Linked DNA regions of Homo sapiens: regions 2 and 3 are each linked to region 1. The links are chromatin loops, found by intact Hi-C in ENCODE. Cell type or tissue: PC-9. All regions are shown on one strand.

What was found. Peaks named below come from ENCODE experiments on the same cell type or tissue, not always from the same donor. Only the 100,000 strongest peaks of a DNase experiment are listed, where the experiment ranks them.
Region 2: it touches region 1 in a loop (16-fold over the local background); 8 of 110 quality-filtered maps call a loop at or near these places.
Region 3: it touches region 1 in a loop (17-fold over the local background); 5 of 110 quality-filtered maps call a loop at or near these places.

The regions. Positions count from the first base shown.
Region 1 is chr6:11,341,811-11,346,810 of GRCh38, forward strand. It overlaps a transcript of NEDD9 not described here. Among named protein-coding and RNA genes, the nearest start is that of NEDD9, 110 kb to the left of the region's middle. RefSeq lists an enhancer at 2,147-3,346. In PC-9, no CTCF peak of the experiment used is centred here; a DNase peak (open chromatin) is centred at 2,671; H3K27ac peaks cover 3,564 bases.
Region 2 is chr6:11,411,723-11,416,722 of GRCh38, forward strand. No RefSeq gene overlaps it. Among named protein-coding and RNA genes, the nearest start is that of TMEM170B, 120 kb to the right of the region's middle. In PC-9, no CTCF peak of the experiment used is centred here; DNase peaks (open chromatin) are centred at 479, 2,179, 3,089 and 4,563; H3K4me3 peaks cover 236 bases; H3K27ac peaks cover 4,995 bases.
Region 3 is chr6:11,205,451-11,210,450 of GRCh38, forward strand. All of the region lies in intron 2 of NEDD9 (neural precursor cell expressed, developmentally down-regulated 9), which reads right to left. Among named protein-coding and RNA genes, the nearest start is that of NEDD9, 25 kb to the right of the region's middle. In PC-9, no CTCF peak of the experiment used is centred here; a DNase peak (open chromatin) is centred at 1,971; H3K4me3 peaks cover 642 bases; H3K27ac peaks cover 4,197 bases.

The sequences.
Region 1 (5,000 bases):
GTAGTGTAATCCATAGTAAAAAATGAAAGCAAAGGAACTATTCTAAGATGGACCAAATGTTGGATTTAGAAAATAAAGACATTAAAACATATATGTTTTACAATATATATTCAAAAAATATATTAATTAATTAGAGACAAATGGCCCTAAGTTGTGAGTAAATGAGGAATTTTTAGTAGATAAATGGGAACCCTAAAAAGAAACAAATGGAAATTCTAGAATTGTGCAATGCCTGAAGTGAATCATTCATCGGAAGAGCTTGCCAGCAGGTTGGAGATGATAGAAGAAAAAGTGAAGTTGGAGACACAGCAGTAGAAAATATCAAATCTGAAGAACAGAAATAAAAAATATTAAGGAAAAAATGAACAAAGGGTCAAAGACCTATGGAACAATATCAGACAGTCTAACTTACGTCTATTTGGTGTCCCAGAAGGAGGAGAGAGAGAGAGAGAGCAGAAAAAATATCTGAAGAAATAGTGGCCAAGAGCTTCCCAAAATTTTAAAAAATGACTTAAAAATCCACGAAGCCCAAGTAAGATGAAGATAAAGGAAGCCCCACCTAAGTACATCAGTCAAATGACTGAACACTGAAGATAAAGTAGAATGTTAAAAGCAGCCAAAGAAAAAGACACATACAGAGGAACAAAGTTAAGAATTATTACTAGTGCTCATCAGAAACAGTAGAGGCTAGAAGACAATGAAACAACATCTTTGGAGATGTAAAAATCCTATTCACACAGAATTCTATATAAATTGAATAAAAATAGTCTTCAAAATTGAAGGTGAAATGAAGACATTTTCAGATAAGCAAAATCTGAGAAGATTCATCACAAGCAGATCTGAACTACAGGCAATGCTAAAGGATGTTCTTCAGTATAAAGAGAATAGTACCAGGAAGAAACCACACAAAGAATGAAGAGTAATAGAAACAATAAGTAACTGAGTAAACAAATTATAAAACATTCATACAATAGACTCAGTAATAAAAAAATAATGACTGATAAATGCAGTAACATGGCTTCAACTAACCAAAGGAAGCCACATTCAAAAGACTTAACATGCATAGTTGCATATTAAATTCTAGGACAGGAAAAACTAACCTATAATGATGTAAATAGTATCTGTGGTAGCTTGAGTGGGAGTAGGAGACTAAATATGAAAAAGAAAGAGGGACGTTTCAAGGAAATGGAAATTTTCTGTAGCTTGATTAGGGTAGTGGATGTATACATTAGTCAAAAGCCACTCATCTGTACACTTAAAATGTGGGAATTTTACAGAAGATAAATTACACCATGGTAACATTGGCTGAAAAAAAAAACCTTAAAAAAGGTAACTTCGGCCCAGTGCCGTGGCTCACGTCTGTAATCCCAGCACTTTGGGAGGCTGAGGCGGGTGGATCATGAGGTCAGGAGTTCGAGACCAGCCTGACTAACATGGTGAAACCCCGTTTCTACTAAAAGTACAAAAAATTAGCTGGGTGTGGTGTCATGCGCCTGTAATCCCAGCTACTCAGGAGGCTGAGGCAGGAGAATTGCTTGAATCTGGGAGGCAGAGGTTGCAGTGAGTGGAGATGGCGCCACTGCACTCTAGCCTGGGCAACAGAAGGTGGCTCTGTCTCAAAAAAAAAAAAAAGTACCTTCTCAATGAGGCTTTCCCTGAGTACCCTATTTAAAACTGCACCCCACTACTCCACTACTCCCTAGCACATATCTCTGTCTAACACACTGGATATTTTTGTCTTGCTTTATATTACCTCCTAGAATGTAACTTCCATTTGGGCAAGAACTTTTGCCTGTTATGTTCAGAGCTGTGGACCATACCAAGAACAGTGCCTAGCACAAAATGCATGCTCAATAAATTTACATGAATGAATGAATAAAGGAATATATGAATGAATGAATTTACCTTCTTTACTGCTATCAGATATAAGATGAGTAGACAGGCTAAAATCATACTGTGAAACTCAATATGCTGTGAAACTCAAGACACCAGATTTTAGTCTAATTCCAATTTACAGGGCAAGAAACCTAAGTAAAAGGGTATTAAACATAGACTAAATACACGGGCCAGCAGTTGGCATGCTATGTGAGGTGCTTCATCTAGGCTCTTGGGTGAACTATAGATGTTTACAATAAAGGTAACCAGATATCTGTCTGTACTTTATCCATTGGAAGATAGGACTGTTTTAGAGAATTAGGATAAGGGGGAGAGAAGTGAAGTTATTTCTCAAGAGACAGGGTGAGTAGGCTGCTATCTATCACCAAGCAATCTACTACATCCTGGCCTCTTTTAAGTTTTCAGTGAATTAGTAAGTCTAAACTCTTAGGTGTAGTGGGCTCATGACACTTGGGTTGCATACATCTCTGGCTACAAAAATGTGCTGATAAGAATATGTGATAGACATAATATTCTAACATGAATGTGAGCGCAATTCCACAGTTAGAAATCTCACATAACATCAAATTCCAGAGAGTTAAAAAAATTCACCTGGTCCACTCTGTTGGAAAGTCCCCGTTGTTGAAGATGTTTATCCTGGAGAAAGAGGGCACCTTCAAAGTGGCGAAAGGCTAAGATAGGAGTGTGGACAAAATATCAGCAGCATCCCATGGCAACACATTCCTGTCGTAAGCATCACACTCTTCCAAAGAAAAGATCAAGCTGCATTTAAGTTTCAGGTGGGGCATGTTTATTTCAGGTAAGCAGTTGATAAAATAAGATTCCAATCTACAAAGTCATGTGGATGACTCTGCAGTGTGTGACCTCAATGCCACCTCCTTCGGGGCAAACTCCAGCCTATGGCTGATCTCTACTGCACCTAGATGGCATAGCACATGCTTTAGCATGTGACTACAATCTGCTTGGTGCTGTGTCCAGGTTGTTAGCCAGCACTGCGCCTCTCCTCCTGTGTCCATCATGAGCATCAGCCTCTCCAGCCCTGATGTTCAGAACACAGTTACCTTATCTCCTCATTTGCTTTTATTACTAAAAATCCCTTTCATTTCTTGTTTTCCCATCTCTCTTTCTTTTCCCCTACTCTCCACCCATTACAGAGTCAGTATTCAAAAAAAAGTGGAGATTGGGAACAGGTGTGGAAAAGAGTCGAAGTACTCATACTTCTCATTTCAAGCCCTTCTGCTGGTTAAAATTATAAATGCCAGGAGTCAGCCCTTTCAACAAAAAGGAAAGGAATCTGGGGGAATTCTTGTGGAAGTAGAGAAGATATTATGGAAGAAAGGTATTTTTGTAAGATCTTGTCTAGAATAGGGCGGTGGAGAAGAGGGCTTAGAAAGAGGGACCGGGGTGAGGCAGGATGAGAAGGGGAGTGAGAGTAAGAGAGAAAATAAACTTACAGATTCTTAGAGAAGAAGGAGGGAGAAGAAATCCACCCAAGGGAATATCAAAGATAACTCAGCAGGGAAGAGCTGGGGCTAGGGAATGAGAGATGAAGATGAGCTGATTTAATGCTTTAAATCTAAGCCAAGAAAACTGAGTGACAAGGAACTGTGACATCTGTGACTTATTTTGACAGTGTCTTGTTTTGGGCAGTGTGAGGGAGTGTCAGGGTTTTGAGTTACTTGTACATGGAGCTGTCTTGGTTCTCAGGACAGCAATAGAAGAGATGGAGCATCGAGCAAGACAGCAGGTGAGAGAGAGAGAGTGTGTGTGTGTGTGTGCTACATTTGAACACCTTAAAGGAGACTCACCTCCTGCCAACTATATGTGGAGCCAGGATCTCCGCACATCCCTATGCTGTGATAGCTACAGGGGATCGTGGCTTCACTTCCAGGGGAACCTTAGATCATACAAGATGGGAACTGCTCTTAGCTCTCCTGTCTTCCGCCACCAAGTTTCCAAAGAGACTTCCTGGAGTAGGAATGATCTTTTCACCCTCATCAACACTGGTAGAGGACTTTTCTCTGAGTAGAAAGTACATGACACATCATGCATTGGTTGCAAACACCAATACAGTAGGAAGTAAAGCAGCATTTTAGCTGAGATCGAAGGCCAAGTCAGTGTGAGAGACAGAGCATAAACAATTTCCAAGTTTATCTTGTACCACCATTCCCTGGCTCATGCCTTGCAGGCCAACTGGCCTCCTGGTTGTTCCTCGAACACAACTTCTGCACCTGCTCTGTTTGCGTAAAAGCTCTGATCTCAGACCTCCAGGTACTCTGCCCCCAGGACCTCCCTATCTAAGGCATCTCCTACAACACCATGTCTCATTTTCAGGTTCTTCATGGCACTTGCCACTCTCTGACATGGTCTAGCGTGTTTATTTATTTATTTGGCTTTTTTGTGTCTCCACCATTAGCATATAAGCTCCATGATAACAGGGATCTTGTCTATTTTCTCCAGCACTGGGGACAGTGTCTGGCACACAGAAAGTCTTCAGAAGATGCTCTTTGAATGAACAAACATGGCTGTGAATGTAATATTTGTACCTTTTATGTTCCATGGAAGGGTTTTGTTCTGCACTAGGTACTGATTCAGTACATTCTCCCAGTCCTACTATTCCATGTCATGATGGTGGCAGCCCTTAACTGACTAAAGAATGTGGGAGACCAGTGCTAACAGTTCAAGACCCACCCAAAAGAGCAACGCTGTTAATTAAGGGAACAAATGTCTGTGGTTCACTTTCGTTGTACTGTTATAAGAAGGCTCGGAGGCCCCCCCCCCCGAGGTGAGTGGAAAGCCCTCTCTTTACTGGGTAAAATAAACCCAATTATGATGGATACACTAGAATTCCCAGGCAAAGATGTCTTGGCTCTGTCTTTGATTCATCTCCATAGTTTCTGTTTGAGGCTGGTCTGGACTCTCATCGGGGAAGGAGGGGGCTGGGGAGGACTGGAGTTATAGATAGGATCTGGACTGACTGCTGGTTGAGCAGCCACTTTCAACTTTTCAAGGCTCTTGACTTGCTTTGATCACTCAGCCAGTAGCTGCTTAGGGCAGCAACCCTGAATTTGTGCTTAGTAGGGGGCTGGCTCATGGGCACCCAT
Region 2 (5,000 bases), 70 kb after region 1:
AAAATGTCCCAGAACTGTTGAAGCAAGTTATTTTTAGACAACTTTACTCTAAAATATGTTGGTTCCTCTGAATGAGTTCACAGCGTATACTGCATACCCCTTTGGTCTGATCCTCTTGAACAAAAACACCTCCATTTTTCCTTTTTATTACATAATAAAATAAAATGAGCAGTCTCCCAGCGCCATCCCAGAAGTACTCCTCCACTGAATGCTCTTTTTTTGTTGGCTTCTATCTACACATTTGCCTTCCTGTGAACCCTTTGCCCTACTTTTGTAACCTAAAGACATTAATAGAAACTTAAGTTCTTTCCACCATTCATTTTGTTTTTTGGTTGTCCCCATTTTTAACTCATGAGGTCACTCTGTGTTTCATCAGATTTCCTACACTGCAGCCTTCTGCTATTTTTCTACTAGAACAGCCGAGGACTAACACTTTATATGGCATTGCAAGGGAAGAAGGATTAAGCCATTGGTAGTTGCAGAGATCTGACTTGGTGATAAGAGATCTGCCAGTGATTAGAGACCCCACCTAGTTGGTCTTAAAATGGAATTAGTCCAGATGGTGCCAATGGGAATTAAGGGACTGCATGGTCCCAGAGCAAACACAATACCTGTCTTTTGGATGCTCTTAATCTCAGGGGCAAAGGAGGGAAATGGGGCTTTCAGAGGCTGAGCCACACATTCCCCCGTGATTATAGTGGTAAATACTTGTGATTTAAAGTGACTGTTTATCAGATACTAGAAATGTCTTTTAAATCCTTAAAGGAGTATAAAGGTCTGTTTGAGAGTCACGTGTTATGGAAATTAACAGGAGTTTTAAAGTCATTTATACATATTTCTGAGACTGCATCTACAAAGGTTTTCAATAATCTTCATTAAATATATATCTTTGGGACGAAACACAAGATTCATCTAGAAAACATGACTTGCGGATAAATATGTTTTCTTTGTGTACCTTTTTTGCTTACAGAACCTCTTCTATGTATAGCTGGACAAATTTCAGGCGCTATATGCAAATAGGCATACCAAGAGTGCTTACTTCTTTGTTTCCAGTTTCCTAGAATTTGGCATCAGAGTTAAAGTAGATTCTTGGTAAATGTACTGTTTTTAGGTACTAGGAAAATCAGAGGCTGTCTGTACTCACAAGGTTTTTCCCCTTAAATTTGTCCTTATCAACTTGTCTGATGACAGGAGGGGCATGGTGGCTCATGCCTGTAATCCCAGCATTTTGGGAGGCTGAAAAGGGAGGATTACTTGAGTCCAGGAGTTTGAGAACAGCCTGGGCATCATAGCAAGACTCTATTCTACCAAAAAATAATTTTTAAAAATTGTCTGATAACAGATCAATGTCCAGTCTTCAGCTTTAAGCTCAAATCTTTGGTGAAATGCACATAATCTGACTGAAATATTTTTTTGTATTGTTATTCATTATACTTTAATGTAAATGAACATTCTCAGAGACTTTGACAAGGAGTGGAGAGGAAAGCTCAGGGGACTGAGTTGCTGTGGGTGATAATGAGGAAAGCATCTCTGAGAGTGAAAATGAATACATCCTGACAGCTTAGTTCAACAGTTATTCATGGGGTGGCCTTGCTCTCGTTCATGAAACTAGTGCATTTCCTTCAAAGGGGAGGAGCTTCCAAACTTTAACATGCTATGTGTGCAAATAGGAATGGAATATATAGTGTCATGGAATCTAAGTCCAGCTGCCATTTTTGGAGGCTCCCTCTTGTGGGCATGCACCCATCTATGTCAATGTGGGCAAATCAAACTTGCCGCCATTAAGAAGTCTTAGACGCGTGCATATAATGCACGTTCTTCATGGTCAACTTTCTTACTGCTGGATGACAGAATTGACTTTTGAGGCTGAATGATGCCAAAATTTCTTGTCACATTACAGAGTTTGCATGTAGTTTTCCTTTCTTTCGATATCTTTGGTTTTGGTGTCAGGTAATACTGGTCTTATAGAAGAAAGCCTCTCATCTTTTATTTTTTGGAAAAGTTTACGAAGGGTTGGCATTCTTCTTTAAATGTTTGGTAGAATTCACCAGTGAAGCCACTTGCACCTGGGCTTTTCATTGTGAAAAGTTTTTGTTGTTGTTGTTAATTTTTATTACTATATGTGTAAGGAAAAAGAAAGATTAGTGGTTGCCTAGTGACCTCTAGGTAGTGACTAATTGCCTAGTGATTTCTAGGAGAAGCTCAGGGTTTCTTTTTGGGGTGATGAACATATTCTATAATTAGATTGTGGTAAGGTTGTGTAATTATGTGAATATACTAAAAATCACTGAATTGTTCACTTTAAATGAGCGAACTAGTATGTGAATTATATTTTTGTGAAGTCATTTAAAAAACAGGTATTGATTCTTTTCATCCTCTCTACTGCTTCTCTTGTTTCTATATTATTAATTTCTGCTTTCTTAAAACTTCTTTAGATTGCTCTTTCTTAAACTTAATTATATTTACTTTATTAATTAATTTAATTAAAATTACATGTTTACCTTTAAGAAGCACTTACAGCTAACATTTTTATAGGTAGTACTTTTATTCTGTTGTAAATATTTTTTAATTCTGTCATAAATGTCTATGTCCCTAAAATCATAGGCTTAAAATACGTAGGTATTTGAATATTTTGCAACATTTACTGTGATTTCCCTTTTTGTCCTCATGAGTTACCTAAGAAGACATGTCAAAAGTTTTCCAGATATGTTTGTGTTTCCTATCTCTTAGTGAATTTCAATTTTTGTTACCATGTGTACTTATCTTTACTCTTACTAATGCATTATGTCTGAAATTCTATTTTGTCTAATACTGATATTGTTACACAAAATTTCTTTGCTTATGTTAAAATAAAAACTTTAGACTAATTAAATTTGGCAGACTTTATTTGAGCAAAGAAAGATTCATGAATCAGGAAGCATTCAAGCCAGAAGGGGTTCAGAGAGCTCTGCCTAGCAATGCAAGCAGCAAGCTTTTACAGGCTGAACACAGAAGCAAAGTAGAGAAATCACCTGATTGGTTACAGGTAAACTTCAACTTTATTTGAACCTGGTGTGATGTGGCACTTTCCTGTTTGGGCATGGCATAATGAGTTGGCTGCCTGTGATTGGCTGAAACTCAGCTATTTGTTGAACTCCTAAATTAAGTTTCAGTTTGTTTACGCACTAAGTTAGGTTGCAGTTTGTTATGTAGGAATTCAAAGAATCAACACAGCCTCAGGCTAATGGCCTTCTACTTATTTAACAATTATTAATTGCAAGTTTTCACTTTTCCCATTACTTTCAATCTTTCTGTCTGATTGTGCTGGAGATTTTTAGTGTTTCTTATAGACATCAACTAGCTAGCTTACAAAGCTCTATCTGTTAGTTTCTGTCATTTATCAGATGCATTTAATTCATTTTCACTGTCATAATCACTGATATATTTGCATTTATTTCTACTACCCTATTTTCCTTTTACTATCCATTTTTATTGGATTTAAAAAATGTATTTCCATGCCTTCTTTTGGATAAAGCTGTTTTTTAATAATATCCTTCATGAATATTACCCCCCACTGTTGGCTTGGAAGCATTTCTATCATTTTAAGGTATTTCAATTACCATCTCTAATCTTCAACTATAATATTTTTCCTAACATCTAAATTTATTGAGAAAATTCCTGAATGTTACAAAACCCCTGGGTATATTTAACTACCTATTAAATAACTACCTCCTAGAGATTTTAAAGATTTCCCAAAATTGCTAAACTAGCTTTTAAAATTGTCAACATTAAATTAATAAACCGACAATTTGTTAATATTGTGTTTACCACTCTTTCTTGTATCCTATGTGCCTTCCCTCTGGGTCGACTTTTCTTTTTGCTTAAATATATCCTTTAATATTTGTGCTCATGAGCATCAATTAATGGTAAACTCTCTAGGCTCTTTAAGAGTCTAAAGGTCTAAAGTTGCCTTTGTCTTTTTTTTTTTTTTTTTTTTTTGAGATGGAGTCTCACTCTGTTGCCCAGGCTGGAGTGCACTGCTGTGGTCTCGGTTCACTGCAACCTCTGCCTCCCAAGTTCAAGCGATGCTCCTGCCTCAGCCTCCTGCGTAGATGGGACTACAGGCACGTGCCACCACCCCCAGCTCATTTTTTGTATTTTTAGTAGACACAGGTTTCCTCCGTATTAGCCAGTACGGTCTCAATCTCCCAACCTTATGATCCACCCCACCTCAGCATCCCAAACTGATGGGATTACAGGTGTGAGCCACCCCACCTGGCCTATTTCTTCTCATTTTTTAAATCATAGTTGGGGAATAAAACTTTAGTCTGAGTTAATTTTACTGAACATTTTGAGCATGATTCTTTCCTGAAATCCTCTGGTGACTGAAATCAGTGGGTTCTTGGTCTCCCTAACTTAAAGGGTAAAGCCGCAAACCCTTGCAGTGAGTGTTACAGTTCTTAAAGGTTGTGGGTCTGGAGTTTGTTCCTTCAGCTGTTCAGACAGGTTCAGGGTTTTTTCCTTCTGGTGGGTTCGTGGTCTTGCTGGCTTCAAGAGTTAAACTGCATACCTTCCTGATGAGTGTTATAGCTCTTAAGGTGATGTGTCTGGAGTTGTTCATTACCCTTTCACGGTCTTGCTGGCTTCAAGAGTGAAACTACAGACCTTTGCAGTGACTGTTACAGCTCACAAGAGCAGTGCAATGCTGACCCAAAGAATCAACAACATCAAGATTTATTTTAAAGAACCAAAAAACAAAGCTTACACAGAGTACAAGCACACCCAACCAAATTGCCACTGCCGGGCTGGAGCAGCCTGCTTTTATTCCCTTCTTTGGCCCCACCCACATCCTGCTGATTGGCCCATTTTACAGAGAGCTGATTGGTCTGTTTTGACAGGGTGCTGATTGGTGCATTTACAATCCCTGAGCTAGACACAGAGTGCTGATTGGTGCGTTTACAATCCTTTAGCTAAACACAAAAGTTCTCCAAGTCCCTACTAGATTAGCTAGACACAGAGCA
Region 3 (5,000 bases), 140 kb before region 1:
CTGGTTTAAGTGTGCCATGCTTTAAGAAAACCAAGTATTACAAAAATTAATCAAATAAATCAGAGGCGATTGTGGCATTGCTAAAGGCTTCTTTGCTTCAAAAAACTGATATACTGTAGGATCCCTTTAAAGAGAGGACTCCTTGGCACTCTTCAAATGTTACTGGAGTTACATCCTACTTTTTTTTTTTTTTGAGACAGAGTTTTGCTCTTGTTGCCCAGGCTGGAGTGCAATGGCGTGATCTCAGCTCACTGCAACCTCTGCCTCCCAGGTACAAGCGATTCTCCTGTCTCAGCCTCCGAAGTAACTCGGATTAACAGGCATGCACCACCATGCCTGGCTAATTTTTTTGTATTTAGTGGAGACGGGGTTTCATGGTATCAGTCAGACTGGTTGCAAACTCCTGACCTCAGGTGATCTACCCACTTCGGCCTTCCAAAGTGCTGGAATTACAGGCATGCGCCACTGCGCCCGACCTACATCCGACTTTTGAGGAACACACATTGTCCTATGTGAGTGGCACTGACACACTTTAAACAGGAGCAGCACATCTCTCTAGAAGTTATCTTGACAACGTTTAAGGCACAGCTAGTTAGAATGAAGTGCTTTTGATTGCTGACAGTTTCTAGTTCTGCATTTTGCACAATGTAGTCAAGCAAGTCTTTTTTTAAAGATTTGTACAACCAGGCCGGGCGTGATGGCTCATGTCTGTAATCCCAGCACTTTGGGAGGCCGAGGTGGGCAGATCACCTGAGATCAGGAGTTTGAGACCAGCCTGACCAATATGATGAAACCCCGTCTCTACTAAAAATACAAAAATTAGCCGGGCAAGGTGGTGGGCACCTGTAATCCCAGCTACTTGGGAGGCGGAGACAGGAGAATCGCTTGAACCTGGGAGGCGGAGGTTGCAGTGAGCCAAGATTGCGCCATTGCATTCCAGCCTGGACAACAAGAGTGAAACTCCATCTCAAAAATAAAAAAAAAGATGTGTTCAACGAATATTGTTTATCATGAAATTAAATAAATAAATTTATTCTGTTTTCTCTCTCTCACAGTGTTCTCCTACTTAGCCAGACATCATATTAAAGCAGTCTCTTACCTCTTCACTCTGATAAGCACAGTCATTTAGCATGAAATCATTGAAAAAGGAGGGTTAACCTCTGTTTGCTTTGGTGTGGGTTTATAAGAAGTTACTAATGCACTCTTAGAAATATGCATTATCTATAAAATTTAGAACGAAGTGCAACTGAGTTTGAAGGCTTTGGCACTGGCCAAACAAAAAGGACCTTTGTTAATTTTTAAGGAGGGGTGTTAGAGTTTGCTCATTGCTTTGGCTCGGGTGACTTGTCTGAGAAAAGATAACTTCTCATTTTCAAAGTGAGCTCATAAAGTCCTGCCCTTCAAGAGCTGAATGACCTCCAGTTTTGTGTAATATTAAAATGTATCTTGAAACTTCAGGGGTGACATTTTAGATGGCAAGTACAGTTCTCTGCATAGCCCCAAAACCCATGTATCGAGGCAAACAATTCATATACATTAGGATTATCTTTATGTAGAAATGTACAATTCTGGAACATAGTTGTACTTTATTGATTTATAAATGAGGAAACCGAAGTACCCTCTGCCCTAGGAGTATTTTTTGGGTGTGTACGTATTTTGTGTGTGTATAGGCAAGGAACAGGAGAAAGTGAGGTGAAGTCAGAATTTAACTTTTCTGGAAGCTTTCATTTCCTCTAAACCTATTTTTTGCTTGTTGTTAGACAAGTCATGCTGCTAATATATAGCACTTAGTTGGCTAGTATCTGAGTGTCGCTCTGGGCAACCAGATTGCACAATGCCTCAAATTCCAATAAGGGAAGTCCTTGTTCCTTAGCCAACAGCTTATGGGTGTCTGTGTGTGTGTATGTGTATGTGTATGTACGTGTATGTGTGTAATTTGTGATGACTCAGTGTCTAGGAAGGTACAAACATTGTAGCTAATCTATTTCTGTTTCTTACATTACCTTTCAGGAATGGGCCTGGAAGACCTGGCTAAAACCTTTGAATCATTTCCTGCCAACATTTGGCCGTGACCCATTTTGGAAGGTAGAAAATGGTCCTTAAAGATGATGTCATAGGATCTTGGTAAATCTGAATATTACTTCAGTTTTCCAAGTGCCACCTCAAAGCAATACTTACCCCAGTCCAGACCATCACACACATTGCAATGGCAGACCATTCCATTTTTAAGAAGCCCTTGAGATCAATGGAATATACAACACATTCTGGGACCATAGGGAAGGGAGAAACTGCTGGGTTGCAGAGAGGAAGCTTCATGAGGGGGATGAACCTTGGAGTGGGTTTTAAAGAATGGATAGGAGTTCACAGGGAAAATAGAAGGGAAAGGCATTCTAGGTAAATCATAACATATGCAAAGGAAGTTCTGCCCCTCAGTAGAAAAAGTTAGGCCAGGCGCAGTGGCTCATGCCTATTATCCCAGCACTTTGGGAACCTGAAGCGGGCATATCACCTGAGGCCAGGAGTTCAAGACCAGCCTGGCCAACATGGCAAAACCCCGTCTCTACTAAAAGCACAAAAATTAGCCAGGCTTGGTAGCGCATGCCTATAGTCCCAGCTACTGGGCAGGCTGAGGAATGAGAATCGCTTGAACCCAGGAGCCAGAAGTTGCAGTGAGCCGAGATGGCACCACCGCACTTCAGCATGGGTGACAGAGCGAGACCCTGACTCAAAAAAAAAAAAAAAAAGCCTAGTTTTCCTCCTTAGGTGACCACAGAGGAGTTAACTAATCTTGTCTAAATTGGGCAAAATGCACAGAAGTTAAACTCTCAGATAAGCCCTTCTTTACATCACTCATGCTTTGCATCAAGGTGCTCATTGATTGTATATGAATAGTTACCCTTACAGGACACAGGCAGTGACATTCTGGAAGGTCCTTCAGCGAGGGAAATGACTGTATATAATCTGACACCTCTCATACCAGATGGTAATGAGCTGAACCATGGGATTCGAGCAGCAGCGTGTGAGGGTGGATGTGTGATAAGATCAGAACCACCTTTCAGTTAATTAAAGGTTAACTCTCATTTAACACTTTGATTCTTGCTTCCACCTGTTCATTGGTTCACTGGGCTGCTATCTGTGGGCTGATGCTCTACCAAGTGCTCAGCCTACAGCAGTCAGGAGGCAGCCATGGCCCCTGTGCTGATGGAGCTTGTAATTTAGCCCCAAACTGATCTTCAGAAAGAGGTACAACAAATAGTTCCAGCAGTTAGAATAAAAGCGACACATCCAAAGAAAAATCAGAGAAGCACATATAATTTCCCATGCAGATCAACTGTGAAATGGATGAACTCAGGTAGCAATTTCACTGATCTTTGAAGCAGAGAAATGAGACTATTTTAGATCTTTTTAGGCTTTTGGTTTTGAACATTTGTAGATTTCATTTACCCCAAACCATAATCCCATATTAAGTAGAATTTTTGCTGTTAAAAATTGAAAACTTTTTTTCTTCCTTTATAATTCAGTTTTTCAAATTATTCGACTATGAGTAACTTATTTAATTTAGGATTGCCTGTGGGTTCTTGGCAACCATGATGCATATTTAGAAATCTTTGCAAAGTGAGAAAAATATAACCTACATACTGTTTTCTAATATGATGAAATAGTTATAAGCCCTAAATAAAACAATTAATGGGGCAGACATGATATGGTTTCCTAGACATTGACCTAAATGTTTATTAATTTCTATTTTGCAGTTTTTGTGTTTCATATTTTGGAGTCAAAAGATCTTTTATTCAGCTCCCAAACATTCTTATAGGCACTGGGCATATTGCCTACAACGCCTAATGGATAAAACGGCCCTGTGCACAAAACACAGAGTGAAAAAGACCAATGAAATTAAGTAAAGGTGTCAGCGTATATGGTTTTCAGATAACTTGGAGAGTTTTTTTCCACCCTTTGCAGAATTCTTGCAGAACCAAAGAGAAAGCCACACACTCAAAAAACACAGCATATGTGTTAGCAAGAAAGCACTTGTACCTTCGGTGTGTCGTAAGAAACACAACAGGGCTGATGTAGTAGGAAATAAACTCTGAGAAAGGAAACGCAAGGTGAGAGGAATGCATTCTTTTAAGCCCCTGCCATGCTAAGCACTGAGCCAGGGACTTTCTATGTATGCTTCTGTTTAATTCTCACGACAGCCTATGAAGTAGTTAGTATCATTCCCATTAAACAGATGAAGAAACCAAGGCGTAGAGATGGTCAGTAACTTACCAAAGGATATACAGCTATGGAGAAACAACCCAGCATCAGCTGAACCCTGAAGGCCTTACTCTCTCCACAATTCTCACACTGTCTGCTTGTTTCCTAAAAGGGTGGGGATTTTATGACTATATTTCTTTCTCTAAATGCTGATTTAATATGTGATGAATGTCAGTTAGTGTGGAGGGGATGCAAGAGGGTGGGTAGAGGTTGGAGTTTCCAAGAGAGCAAAGTTGAAGTGATAGAAGGCAGAATTCACTGTCTTTTTTTTTTCCTTAAGTGATTCATTAGTAGAAAAAAGCAGTGCTGGGTAAAACTTCGGAAGCCCACAGTCTGTAGCAATATCAAGGGAATTTTGAACTATGGAAAGTCCCAAATCATAATCAGATTGGAGCATGTCCCAGCCCCTTCATGGTCCCTTTACAGTGTTTCTCAAAGTCTAGTCCTAGGCCACCACCCACAAAACTATGCAAGGAGCTCAATAAGATGCAGATTCCTGGGCCCCCAACCAGACCTACTGGATTAATTTCTCTGAGGGAAAGACCTGGGAATCTGCATTTAAACTCACTGCCCTACCTCTCTGGGTGATTCTATGCCCATTAACATTTTTAAACCCCACCCCGGTGGCTCAGAATAAGATTCCACTGCCTCCTTATTTTCTTATTCAAGAGCTTTTAAAGACCATAGCTTAAACTACCAGGCATATCTAGTTCTGGGCTCATATTATCTTACAGATGAAAAAT